Regions from separate parts of the Mus musculus genome. Here regions 1 and 2 are each linked to region 3. A link is a contact called in ENCODE Hi-C or POLR2A ChIA-PET data. All regions are on one chromosome and are shown on one strand. Each heading gives the region's core, a stretch centred on a gene start or an enhancer-like site at or near the end of the contact. The rest is flanking DNA. Distances are from core to core; before and after follow the strand shown. Region 1 holds the start of Rel (reticuloendotheliosis oncogene). Region 2 holds the start of Fam161a (family with sequence similarity 161, member A). Region 3 holds the start of 1700030C12Rik (RIKEN cDNA 1700030C12 gene).

Evidence for each region. A loop is a pair of places that touch in the nucleus more often than their neighbours do. ChIA-PET counts read pairs that join two places held with the same protein, here RNA polymerase II (POLR2A).
Region 1: a map of heart shows a loop between it and region 3 (3-fold over the local background). The contact joins the promoter of Rel here to the promoter of 1700030C12Rik in region 3. A Hi-C loop is called at or near these places in 1 of 37 maps with a recorded cell type or tissue (heart). POLR2A ChIA-PET finds 5 or more read pairs at or near these places in 2 of 5 experiments (Patski and embryonic stem cell).
Region 2: a map of T-helper 2 cell shows a loop between it and region 3 (4-fold over the local background). The contact joins the promoter of Fam161a here to the promoter of 1700030C12Rik in region 3. A Hi-C loop is called at or near these places in 7 of 37 maps with a recorded cell type or tissue (T-helper 2 cell, heart, left cerebral cortex and 3 more). POLR2A ChIA-PET finds 5 or more read pairs at or near these places in 3 of 5 experiments (Patski and embryonic stem cell).

Annotation. Positions count from the first base shown.
Region 1 is chr11:23,769,287-23,773,560 of GRCm38, forward strand. Rel (reticuloendotheliosis oncogene) reads right to left here and starts at 1,683. Exons shown (of 10, transcript NM_009044.3): 1 at 1,394-1,683. The coding sequence starts at 1,403.
Region 2 is chr11:23,006,930-23,011,737 of GRCm38, forward strand. Fam161a (family with sequence similarity 161, member A) reads left to right here and starts at 1,418. Exons shown (of 5, transcript NM_001363283.1): 1 at 1,418-1,697.
Region 3 is chr11:23,495,938-23,500,518 of GRCm38, forward strand. 1700030C12Rik (RIKEN cDNA 1700030C12 gene) reads left to right here and starts at 1,824. Exons shown (of 3, transcript NR_166706.1): 1 at 1,824-1,974; 2 at 2,525-2,648; 3 at 3,449-3,726. Ahsa2 (AHA1, activator of heat shock protein ATPase 2) reads right to left here and starts at 2,102. Exons shown (of 9, transcript NM_172391.4): 1 at 1,838-2,102; 2 at 754-944. The coding sequence starts at 1,917.

The DNA.
Region 1 (4,274 bases), core at 433-2,932, 270 kb after region 3:
TTTTAAAAAGTTCCCCACTTTAACTTTTGGAATCATTTCTATAACAGCACAAAATATATGTCCTTAGGCAAATTGCAATTGTATTACATTTTAAAATCATATCTGTCTTACAGTTCTTTAATAAATGACTTTTCTGTTGAAAAAAATTCAAGTATTGCATTCATACACTATATAATAAGATTCTATTAGGTAGACAAGGACAGAACTGTTTTAACAAAGCTTGCCACTCTTTACAAATGTCATACAAAAATCTCTTTCTGATTACCAATGAATTAAATACTTAAAGCCTTTTTGTGCTTCTAATCAGAACATGAGTTAAATTTACAAATTTACTAGAGCATCTGAAAGCCTGGCTTCATTTAAATGGGTAAAGAGAAAGTTGAAATATTTTAAACTACACTTGTTTTCTCATGAAAACCACAGACAAACTGAAATCAAGTGTCATGTGAAACACCCCAGTTTCCTTTACAGCAGGAGTTATGATATTGTTCTGCTCAACTCTTAAAGAGTTCACTAAGCTTTCTACTTCCTCTTCTCTGCCAGACGTCGGCTGCCTTCTACTGAGGGTCACTGGGAAGATAAGGGTCAGCGTCCTGCTACAGACAGAAGGTGTCATTTTTAGCTCCCACCACCATCTCAGCTGCTTCAAGTGCTTGCTTTACATATAGTACGACTGTCATACTAAACTCCCCTGTCCTGTAAACTGTTTCTTATAAATGTCCCCCTCAAAGCAGATGATCCAAAACTTACTAGTGGCAGATAAAACACTGACATTAAACGATGACATTTTCAACCCTACCAGTTACTTTAAAGTATAATCAAATCTCGTCCTCTTGCTGCTAACAAAACGCGCGTGCAGGTTTGGGGTTGGGGGTTGAAGGGATCGAGGTCTCTACACGGTAAATTAGACAAGCAACATCTTTAGCTCGTGGGGGCGGGGGTAGTGTTTTCGCTTGGAACGAATTAAAACGCCACTGAGGACTTTCACAGCCACGCCACATTCTGTACCAGTGTCAGCCGCTAGCACGATTGGACTTAAAAAAAGAAAGCTCGTCTGAGGTCCGGAGGTTCCTCTTTTTTGTTCAAAAATGTAAAACTGGGTCTCCATACCACTGAGTCTTTAAACGCGAGGCTTCTCTGCTCTCCTTTACTGAGATTACCCCCTGTGATCCTAAAAGCACACCGTTGGGAATTTCGAAGGTTCTGGCTATTAGGAGAAGATCAGATTACAGTGCGCCGCTTTGATTTCACACGCAAACCCCGGAGCGGGCAACTTTTCAAACGGCTGACAATTTGCCAGATGAGAAGACTTGAAAGGCAGACCGTCCTAACCCCAAACGGAGCCCCCGACAGCTCCTCCCCGTGACCCGCGAGTGCTCGCCCCGGTACTCACTCGAGGCCATGGCTCGGCTCCGCGCGCCGCTCGCTGCAGCTTCCAGCGTCCGGCCCGAGGCTGCAAGGCAGCCAGTCAGTCAGTCAGTGAGTCAGTCAGCCAGGCAGTCGGTCAGGCAGGCAGTCAGCCAGCTAGCCCGTCAGTCAGCCAACCAGTGAGGAGGCTGAGCAGCCTCCGCAGCCGGGACGCCTGTCCTCGGACCACCCCCGGGCCTCCTCTTCTTTCCCGGCTCCTCTGGGTTTGCGGCTCACACCTTCCCACCCCCGAATCTTCGCGCTCCGGTCACTAGTGTCCTGGCGTCGCCTTGCCAGGATGCCGCGGCAGGGGCAGGGGGCGGGGCGGACCGCCCGGCGGAACGTGGGGGGAGGGGGGGGGATTTCCCGCTGCTTACGTCACTCGCGCCACCGCCTACCCGGGGCGGGGGGCGGAGCCTCGCGGCGGGCGCGCGACCCCGCGCGGGCCAGTGCGCTTACTTCCTCCAGAGCCACCACAGCCTGCACGCTCGCGCCGGGAGCTCCGTGAGGGCGCGCAGCGACGACTCCGCGCGTGAGAAGCCGTCGGTCCCTGAGAAATCCCCCTCCTCCAGAGTCCTTGAGAGCGCCGCTTAAAGCCGAGGGGCGTGTTCGTGACGTCATGCTGGCCGAGCGGCCGGAGGCGGGCCGGGCGGTGCACCGGGCGCGCTCCTTGGCCGCCCGAGGCCCGCCCGGGGTTTTCGACCGGTGGTTCCCCCTCTTCCCGATTTCGCACATGCAAATCTCCGCCCCCGCGCCAGAGAGTTGTCCGGGTGCTCTGGAGGGGAAGTGCGGAAGCGCCAGCGCCCGCGTTCGGCAGTAAGGCGCAGATTTGCATACGGGGACCCCCGCAGCCTTATTTTCCCTCTATATCTACATTACGTCTTTTACCTACCAAAGTTTTTCAGCTGCACTGCGAGGCCGCTAACCCCATTCTGTATAAATGTACACGACGTCCAGAGATTGGCCGAGATACCCACGGCCTGAGGCCTGGACCGAACTTTGGTGCTTTGACAGGTCAGGCGGAATCTTGTTTGCCTTCAGTTGCTAATACGCACCTGTTCTCTTAGTCTATGATGTATTAGCATGTCATTGTATACACGAGTATTAGGGTTGATTGGGGTTTGGAGAAGCTGAGTAGCTTGTCCATACTTTAGAGTTCTAGAAAGGAATTGCACGATTTAAGCTTAAGATTATCCAGCCCCGTTTAGCGCACTGCACTCCCAGCACGCGGGAGGCTGAGGTAGGTGGACTGTCTCAACAACAGAAATAACTCAGGGTTATCTGGCTCCACCTCTTACGTTCTCCAGTCATTTACTGACTAAAACAAGTAATGGAGGGGAAATAGAGAATATCATCTTGCATGGCCAACAAGATAGCTTAGAGAATAATTGCGCTTGCTACCAAGCCTGACAAATTGAGTTTGATCCATGGAAGGACAGAATCAACTTCCAAAAGTTGTCCTCTTACCTCTACATGCGCTTCAAAGAACGCCAAAGTGTGTGTGTGTGTGTGGGGGGGGGGGGGTTGGATAATTAAAATATATACTATCCTGTCATAAAAAATTCATCCTGTTATACAACTCCCCCAAAGTGAAGGAAATAATTAAAATCTGCTAGTTCCAAATTGTCTTCTCAAAGAGTATAAATAGCAGTTGTGTTTTTAGTTAAACACAATCATAAACAAGTCACAAAGATATAAAATAAAATAAAACAATTAGCAGGGTGAACTATGTTCAGCGCTCCAGAGGTCAAGACCACAGAATCATAACTTTGAAGATAGGATGAGCCACAAAACACTGAACACACCAATACACACACACACATGAATGCAGGCATACTTCAGCTTTTAACTCAACCATATCTGAATGACATAGTTTCTACTTACTGTCTTTATTCAAAGAAAAAGTAAATAGGAGGTTGAAATTCTCATGGATATTTTTAGACCTTGTGCTAGGGGAAGGTGTCACTGTACACCTGATAAGGCTGCTTGTCATTGGGGTTTACAGAGACTAACACGTGGTAATTTTAGTACTGGGTGGCATGTCTGTAATCCCAGCATTTGGGAGGTGGAGGTAGGACCAGCAGGGGTTCTAGGTCATCCTCCACTATATAATGAGTTTATAAAGCCAGCCTGAGCTATGAGGGAGTCTGTCTCAAAACACAAGCATGCATAAGTCTTGATGTCACTGCATTTCTATAAAGAAAATAAGGTAGTGGGGGTAGTAGAAACCAACTGGGCTCTCTAGAAGGACATTCTGTAGAGGCCATGTTTGAGCTGAGTCAGTGGTTGCTACTGGAAACTTTAGTCATGCAGTTGATGCAGTACATTTGAAGACTTACCCTGGCTGGTATGGTACACTGTTAGTATATGCTACCTAGGGGTGAGGGTGGGGCACTGTTGCCATGATGGAAATTTTAGAAAGGTGATTTAGACAAGTGTTTGTACAGAAGACATGGTGACAGGCATGTTTGATGGCAGGGCCAGCTGCTAGAAGTGAAACAGTTGAGGATTCTTTTCTGAATGAACTCTAAATGAGTATGGCAAAATGGAGGTCATTAAATTGGGTGGCATAGCTCTTTCCAGTAATCCCAGGACTAGGCAGGCTCATGCCAGACATTCTGAAGTTCAAGAATAGCCTAGGCTATTTTGGGAGACCCTGTCTATGAAATAGATAAAGAATGGAGGACATTTGTGACTTGAGAAGTGTGCCTTTAAAAGGATCATTATAAAAGCCAAATTGAAGCAGGTTGAGGAGAGAATGATGGATGTGGTAGGTATAAACTTTTAGAAGAGTGTCAAAGAAAACAGAAATGGAGTATTAGCTGATGCAGGGTGTGGACTTATAGTGTGCGCGGGCTATCAGTAAC
Region 2 (4,808 bases), core at 168-2,667, 490 kb before region 3:
AGAAATCCGCTGGCCTCGGCCTCTGCCTCCCAAGTGCTAAGATTAAAGGCATACGCCACCACTGGCTGGCCTGCAAAAGCACTTTAATGGTGCCATTTTCTTTCAGATCTACCTTTTTTTTAAAAGCTGTGTTAATAGATATCTGCAAATTTAGAATACTGTCAGCCGAAACTTTCCTATTCTATGTACACACTGATGTCCTTCATATCCATTATTTACTATTTCATGTTCCTAAAACCATCCCACTTACAGGGCTTCAGTCTGTCAATAGGTCTTGTTTACACCAAGTCCCATCACAGAACTAGTTGCATGTGGCTGGCAGAAAGTCACTATTCTCTCATTCAGATGGCTATGGATCCCTCCCCACATCTAGCTTTTCAGAACCAACCAGTATCCATCATCAGTTCCGTTGGAAAAGGCAAGCTCAACCGTTTTGAAACAGGAGGCAGGGAAGGTAAGGTGATAGGTGCTTCGCAGAGGGGAACAAGGAAGGGGTGGTAACAACTGCGTCAGAAACAGGTTCTGTGGAAGGTGTGCCGCATAACGTGGAAAGTACTGGAACCTTAGGGTGGGGACAGGGGCGCTAGCTGGGGTTCTAAGTAAAGTGTTATGCTGCAGGTGGCTGAGAGTTCACTGAAAAAGCATCCAAAGTGGCCAAAAACCTGAGGCCGATCAGGAGGTTGGCAGGGCTGAGCTGGGAGGGTGTGGTCCTTGTAGGCTCTCGCCCCCTCTAATCTGCCGCTAAGCTAGCTGCAGAACCGCTAGACAAGCTACCACATCTCACTCACTGGTCTGAGTGACAGACACTTCCTATGTCTAGTGTCTTACTGGTCAGTCGAGAAAAAAGAGGGTGGGACAAATAAGTATTCTCCTTCTGATTGGTCAACCCGCTGGTTCTTGTCAATTAGAGATGAACTGGGTTCTCCGCCATGTTGAATAGCGCGCTGCAAAGCCTGTTCTTTTCTTGGGATGGTCACCCAACACCCGGTCCTTCCTGTCCCTCTGTGCCCTAATATGTTGATCCAGCTAGTTAAAACGCGCTTTCTGCTTTAAGTCCGTATACCGCGAGAAGTTCTCGTTTAGGTAGTTAGACAGAAATAAAGCTAGAAACCAGAGAAAAGCTCAGTCCCTTGCCGGAGACCTGGGTGTCATTCAAGTGAATCAGTAATTGTTCCGGCGCTGGTGAGACTCCCATTGAGCAATTAGCTTGAAGATTGCGTTTTACTTTAGCTTGCTGTGGTAGTCGTTTGTGTAGCTTCAGACAGTTATGCTTCTAGAAACCGCAGGCTTGTATCAGAAACCATCATTAGACACTAGCTGGACTCGGGGTTCGCATTTGTGACAGTGAAAAAGGACGTTGCGTGCGTTATGGTCCGTCGCCACCTCCTGTAGCGTCCCTAGTAACCGAGCCCCTAGTAACCGCTCGCCCCAAGCCAGGATCTGTGAGCTAGGTGGCAGCGCCTGCACGCCGCCCTGGGCGGGCGCGGGCGCTTGGGCTTGGAGGCGGGGCGATGGCTTCGCCGCACCAGGAGGCCAGACTGGCGGCAGCCAGCCTTCTCCTGTCTGCAAATCCCATCACCGGAGCAAGGGTCGCCCAGTACGAAAGCGAAGACTCCTTAGAGTCCTTGGTAGCAGCGGGGTTGGCGGCGGCCATGGAGGAGGAGGAACAGAAGAAAGTGTGGCAGATGCGGGCGTCGGTAATGTGAGAGCCCGGAGGGGTCTGAGGGCTGTCCGATCGTCTCGGGCAGGACGGGTGGAAATGCGGTGTCCTCTGTAGACCCTCCCTGCTCTCTGCCCCAACTAAAGGTTGCTGCAAAACTTTATTGGAGAGTGGTTTTTTTATAGCTATTTCTAGAGTATGCAAAGAACAGAACTCTACTTCCTATTTATTCTCCAGTATATCTTGGGAATAAATAATTTTTTAGTTCTGATTTTTACATTTATTTTTGCCCCCCCCCCCCCCGAAGACAACTGATGTGCCCATAGTTTTCATAAAAGATCAACTTTCAGATGATAAGTTGTACTGACAAGTGTGTTTTATCAGTTTTTGTTAGGAGTGGATTTTAGCAGTCCATTAGCAAACCGTGTTTGAAGTTCAGTGGACAGATGCTCCAGATGTAGAGAAGCATCCAGATAAACAAACCGCCGAAATCCCAGTTCCCTAAAGGGATGATATGGGTGCAGTGAGATCTTTTCACAAAACATTTTCAGTATTATGTCCTGGATGTGTTATATGTTTCTAGCAGAAGGATATATATGGAGGAGGAGATTATACACACACACACATAATCTCTACCTCTGGAAAAGCAACCAGTACTTATAACCACTAAGCCATCTCTCCAGCAATGCTTTTATTCTTTAAAAATTTCATACAGTATATTTTGAATGTAACCACCCCCTCTCCTTCATCTGTTCTATTCATTTTGTGTGTTTGTTTTTAGATTTATGTGTATGAATGTGTGCCTTGGGAGTTACTGAGAGTTGTGAGCTACCATATGGATGCTGGGAATCAAGCCCAGGTCCCCTGCAAGAGCAGCAAGTGCTCTTAACAGTTAAAACATCTTAGCATCCTTTTAAATTTTTGTTTGTTTTCTGAGACATAGCCTGGCTGTTCTGGAACTCACTCTGTGTAGTCCAGGCTGGCCTCAAACACACAGAGCTCTGCCTACCTCTGCTTCCTGAGTTTAAAGGTGTGTAATAAAAACGCCCAGCTTTTATTCACTTTAAAAGCCGGGAACCTTGGACTTAAACCAGCACTCTGCTGGGATAAAGCACCAGGACGGGCACTCGCTCCCTCGACACCCTGTTCCTTAGCAGTGCTGGGGTGGGCCGAAGGGTTTGTGCTTGCTAGGCAAGTGGTGTACCAACAGCTACATCCTCGGCTTTTTTGTTTTATTTTAGACAGTGACTCCTTTGGTCCAGGATTGCCTCAAATTTGCTATTTGTGGCTAAGGATGACCTTAAACTCCTGATCCTCCTGCCTCCACCTTCCAAGTAATGGGATTAAGCGTATGGGGCCCCAGGCCTGGCCTGTAGCAAATGTTTCAAGGTTATGTAGAGTGAAGCAGAGCCTAACCAGCTATGAGGTTCAGAACCCTAGGACTGGTTTATACCTGATAATCATTCAACACAGCCTGTCATAGGTTACAGAAGGTGAAATGCCAGGGAAGGCAAGAGCTTGGACCCGGGTCAGAAGCCGTTTTCTTCTATGTGCTGGGTGATCTTAGGCCGTGATTTCTGTTTCTTTGTCTATAAAAGGACTATAATTGTCTCCGTTTTCCACCTTATTCAGTTGTTATTAAGAACCAAAGGAGAGAATGGGTGTCATTTCTAGAGTAATTTACATAAATTAGTAGTAATTGTAACAACTGCCAGCTTGAACAATTCACTTGGAAATTGATTTATACTTTGGCTTACTACGGCAGAAAGGTCTGTCCTTTGTATAGTTGTACTTATGTTCCAGAGTGCCCTGCTAACTGAAGATTTTTGTTATAAACTGAGTTTGGGTTTCCAACACCCAAATACAAACCCAGTGTGTTGGCTTTTGTCTATAATCCCAGTGCTGGAGAGAGAAGAAACAGGCAGATTCCTGGAATTTGCTGAAAGCCCTACCTCAAAAAATAAAGTGGACAGTGGCTAGGGAATTCAGCTAAGATTGGATGTTAGCCTGGAACCCCTGCTTATCCCCTGCACAAGCTGGGGAACTACATCTGCCCTCCTGCCAACCCCACCCACCTAAAGAAATCTCCACTGTCTGCTTGGAGAATACTCAAGCTAACATGTCAGCGCTCCTTGTCTCTGAGTTTCAGACAGCCTGCCCAAGAGTGCCCATTTGGGGGCTCAGTTTTTGACCATGCATGGACACAATCCCAGCTCCTAGCTAGCATGGCAGCACTCCCAACCTAAACTCTACAAGATCCCCTTGCTTTGGCCTGGATCTCTCACACCTGTGAGATCAGTGAGCCCACCTGAGAGCAGCCTCCTAATAAACCTGCCTTTATCTACTTCTAATCTGGTCTAATCTGGTCTGTATCTGTGTCACTGAGGGGACAAAAAGCCTGTCACTGACCTCTGGTGTACACACACACACACACATTCTCTCTCTCTCTCTCTCTCTCTCTCTCTCTCGCACACACACACACACACACATACACATTCTCTCTCTCACACACACATTCTCTCTCTCTCACACACACACACATTCTCTCTCTCACACACACACACATTCTCTCTCTCACACACACACATTCTCACACACACACACATTCTCTCTCACACACACACACATTCTCTCTCTCACATACACACACACACATTCTCTCTCTCTCACACACACACACATTCTCTCTCACACACACACATTCTCTCTCTCTCTCTCTCCCTCTCTCTCTCTCTCTCTCTCTCTCTCTCACACACACACACACGAAAGGTGTGGAGAGAGAACATCAACATTTAGTAGAGACTTAATAGACAAAAGGGATTAAGGATCAGACACCGTGGTAGGACTGGAACAAGGGCCAAGGGGTCCCACATTCACTGAGAAAAACAGTGAGGTGAATGGACAAATGCTTTGTCAGTCCCCTGAAAATGAAGAATAGAGAGTGTGTCCCTAGAGGGGAGTTCTGTAGGTGGAGAGAAGAGCGAGTGTTCCTCTGGTGGTTTCTATTTTCCTAAAGAAATAAAAGGGTTATGAGAGCAGTTGGTGTGTAGGAAGAGCAGAGAAAGACACAGCTGCTGGGGCAGTGGAGTCATTTGCCTAAGGAGCACTAGGTGCTGAGCAGGCCAGGTATCCACTAGATATTGCCCAG
Region 3 (4,581 bases), core at 574-3,073:
TCAACAAGTATTGAACCATAAGCTAAGTACCACGTGTCTTGGTAAAGTCAAGACAACTATGAACAAAAAGGTCCATCAACAGGTAAAGAGATAAAATGTGCTCTGTCCACACAATGCACATAAAAACAGCATAAAGTACTAAAACATGGTACAAGGTGGAATGAAAGCAGAGAGTTTTATGTATGACAGGATTCTATCTATATGGATTGTCCAAAGAACCCAATCTTAGGATAAAGTCCCCAAGGGAGGGCTGACAAGATGGCTCAATGGATAAGGAACTTACTGCTGGGGCCTAGTGACTTGAATTAAATTCCTGTGTCCTTGCACCTCACATGCCCACCATGGCACACATGCCCACACACATAATAGAATTAAGACAACAAAGATAAGCTAGCAAGAGGCAAAAGCACTTGCTACCAACCAACTCTGCCTTCTACACGTGCTACGACACCCAAGTATGTGCGCACACACACAGAAATAATTTTTTAAGTTTTGAAATAATTAAACATTTTTAAGGGAAGCAGGCATCTGTGGAGGAAGGGTGGCAGGTGGCAGCTGCATTAAGGCCCTAGTCACAGATGCTGGTAAAAGGGCTTAACTGAGAAAGAACTGCCCCTCAGGCATCTAGAGTAGTGAAGTGCAGCTTTCAGAACATAGCAACACCAAGCACATCCGAACATCAGCTACTGCTACTAAACGTTAAGACTGTACACAGGGTGTCCCCAACCTGCCTCTTGCCAGGACCCCCATTACCTTTCCAGGCCAGCTTGATGTTCCACTCATAGAAGAAAATAAGCTTCCCTTTGCGGCTGTTACATGAAGCCTCACCTTCCACCTGTTTCAACTCACTGATCTCACATCGGCCAGCCTCATTCTCCATAGCAATGCCAACCAGGAGCTCTCGGAGCTTCCCCTTGGACCAAATGGTGGCATCCCGCTCTGTCCTGCCAGAGAATAGAAAGACAGGTGAATGGCCCAGCTGGTCTCCATCTGAGCAGCCAGGATGCCATCCAAACCCAGACCAGGTGAGTCCTGGTATTCAAGCAGCCTCCAACTCGCAAATGTGCTTCTCTGACGAGGTTTCTACTAGGTATCTTCTAAGCCTGTTGCTCAGTTTCTTAAGACACTATTATTCACCATATAATAATGGGTAATCTTAAAAACAATGGCCCCGGGGAAAAGGGTCCAGCAATCTCCACCCCAGGAAATGGATTGGCTAAGCTGCGGCCACCTGTAACGGTGGTAGTCATTTAAATAGCCTTAACCACAATATCAGTTATCTGGCATTTCCATATTTATCTTATGCATTCTCTCTAATGTTCTCATCTAAGGGGACAAAGAGCAGCCTGAGACGTCAGTGTCCTAATCATAGAATCCAGCCTAGAACATAATTCTTTCAGGACAGCTAAGTCATCTTATGGTGCAGTCTGGGCTCTGCTTCCCTCAGCTTTCCCCAATGCCCGCCAAAGAGGCAGACATCTCCCGGTATTCCTGAGACACAAAGGGGGGCAGATAACTAGTGCAAACTGAGACAAAGCAAAGAAAGTGAGATCCAAGTCCCTGCCTTCCTACTGCACACGGACACAGCACCGTCGGCGCACGCACGCGCACTACGCATCTCAAGGCCGAGGATGGCTGGGTGAGGGGCGACCGAGGCACAGCTGTCCGGTAGGGTGAGACAGAAGTCCCTTCTGGAGCTCGCCCAACTTCAGGAGGAGCCTGAAGCCGTAGGACCAGCGCAGTTAGGAACCGTCTCCCGCCACGGGCAGCCGTGCTGCGGCGCCGCGCGGCCCTCCCAGGAGCCCGCCCGCCTGCTCGCGCCCGGGGCCCACCGCACCAGTGCCAGTTGTTCACGTTGGTCCCGTCCTCCCGCTCCTCCACGATCCAGCGCGGGTCCCCCTGGCCCCACTTGGCCATGGCGGCGCTGACGACGACGGCCCTGGTAGCGGGAGCGCGCGGGTTTCCGGCCAGAAGGTCTGTGAGCCGATCGCCCGCAGCTCCCAGAAAGTGCCAGAAGTCCCCGCCCCGGGCCGCCCCGGCCACAGCCTGCCCCGCCCCCCGCTGTCCGCTCCCCGCAGCCAGCTCCACCCCACATCGACTCTGCCCCAAGCCCGGTTACGCCCCCAATATGCCACACCTCTGGGCGCCGCCCTCTGCAGGCTTCTCCCCCACCCCACCCCCGACTTCGCCCCGCCTCTCTGCCCTAAGACCCCGCCCTATGCCTCCTGGCGCTGTCTTCTGCTAGGCTCCTCCCCGACTTCGCCCCGCCCCCCGGTCCTAAGGCTCCGCCCTGGCCCTAGCCCTCCGCTTTGTAACCCCTGGTTCGCCTTGTTCTTGCCGCTGGCTCCTGCTGCCCAGCGAGGCTTCTGGCCAGGGCTTTCTACGAACGACCGAGACTCCGCCCAGGGCTCGTACCAGAGCGGGTTGTCCATTTTCTGAGGCCCTTGGGATGGGAGCTGCGCAGGTCCCTAAGCAGAGGCCCGCGAGGGTTTACTGAAAGAATGCTTTTTTTTTTTCCATGCAGTGATCCTCTAGAGACAAAAGATCGTGCTTGCAAGTGCCTGGGATTGTGGATACAGTTACAATAAGGGTTTATTAATTCTTTCCATCGTTTTTCACCTTCTAGCAAAAACTGAAGCCACCATCTGGAAAGTGTTTCTTAGGAGATTATTTTAACAAATAAAATAGGTAGTTCAATGGGAGATGGGGAAGGACCTGGCTGCTCTGTGCACTTGCCATTCAGTGGTCTGCTTATCAGCAAAACAAGCTGAAAGGGCTATGGTGTTTATTGGAGCTATTGCATTTCGATGTGTTCTTCGAGAAGTTACATCATTCAAACTGCTGAAGCAATGCTGTGACCCCCCCCCCCAAATCAAACGGCATTGTTAGTTCAACTGATCATACCAAAGGCACAGCTGACAGAAGGCAAGACTCTAGCGATGATTGGCGTGTACTTTGTGTGCCTACTTTTCATCCAGTTCTTCTGTTTGCTCCTGATAAAACATTTCATGATAAGATTTAGATATGTTCATTTGAACCTGACAGAAAATAAGACTTCTGAGGGTAGAAGCTGCTACAATCACTAAAATGTATAAATACCAAAATATACAAGAACTACTCCCAGTAGAAATAAATTTACTGGAATGTAACTCGATTGTGAGTCTAGGAGACCAATGGACCCTGAAGCACTCTTCAGATCTGCGATTTAAAAATGACCTCCAATAAGACATTGCAAAAATGGGAAAGAAACAATGGAAAAAGTAAAAGAGTGGGGAAGGTGGCCCCGAAAGAAACTGTCCTAGAAAAAGTACTGGGTCAATAGCTAGTGAACAAAACCATGGTGTTCCCACACCCCCTGGGGGGGGCATTTATAGACCATAACAATAATTGAGACATTTAAGCAATTTCAGATGTCCAAAGTTAATTGAAGCTTTCTTTAATTTTCAAGAAATGATAAAACAATGGAAAAAGAAAATCCTTGCCTGGCAGTGAGTCTGAAGACAGCTGATCAAAGGGGAAGAAGTCCAGCCACAGATGGAAGAGAGATGACCTGGACAGTGGGCTGCAGTGGGAAGGAAGCCATGATTTCAGGACATGAAAAGTGGAGTCACACGAGGCTCACTGGGTGCTGGTGGGAGGCAGAGGGGTGTACCCTTAAACTGTAATTGTTTGGTGTAAACAGACTGAATTTGTGTCCTTCTCCAAAACATGGGCTTGATAATTGTGCTTTTAGTTTTTTTTTTTTTTTGGTTTTTCAAGACAGGGTTTCTCTGTGTAGTCCTGGCTGACCTGGAACTCACTCTGTAGACCAAGCCGGCCTCAAACTCAGAAATCTGCCTGCCTCTGCCTCCTGAGTGCTGGGATTAAAGGCGTGCGCCACCACGCCAGGCGCTTTTAGATTCTTTGTTTCGTCTATTATTGTGAGTTTGTTCACACTCATCCACAGTCCACAGTTGAGGTGTGGAGGACAGAGGACAGCGTCCCAGAGTCAGTTCTCTGCTTCCATCATGTGGACCCCAGGAATAAGACGGCTTCTACGTACATCGTGTATATAATCTTTATCATGTGTGAAAAATCACTACATTCTAGTGAAAAAGCAAGTTTGATATGTGAAGAAGTCAGTCATATGATGCAGACTCAGGCAAGACGCCTGAGGGGACACGTGATGTTTGGAGAGAGTATAGGACTCAATGGACAGGGTGCTTCATTGGTCTTGAGTCTTTGTCAGGGTCCAGCCTCAACACAGGATCGGAGTTCTCTACTGGAAGATTCATAGTGAATAGACACAGACTACTCTATTCACTCTGAGTACAAGCTGGCAGGCAACTTTTCAAGGCTTAAAGGTTTTCTTCTCTCTCATTCCCTGCTCTCTCTCTCTCTCCCACTCGCTCGCAGCTTGAGGCGGCACACACTCTGCATTCAATTGTGTATTCTGCTTTTCTTCTGTGTGCTTTTCTTTTCTTGAACTCTCACACTCACACACACCTCTGTGTGTTCCCCTTTTACTCTCACACACACCCTCCACAAGCATTGCACACACACTTTCCTTTCACTCCCACACACATTTTCCATACACACCTC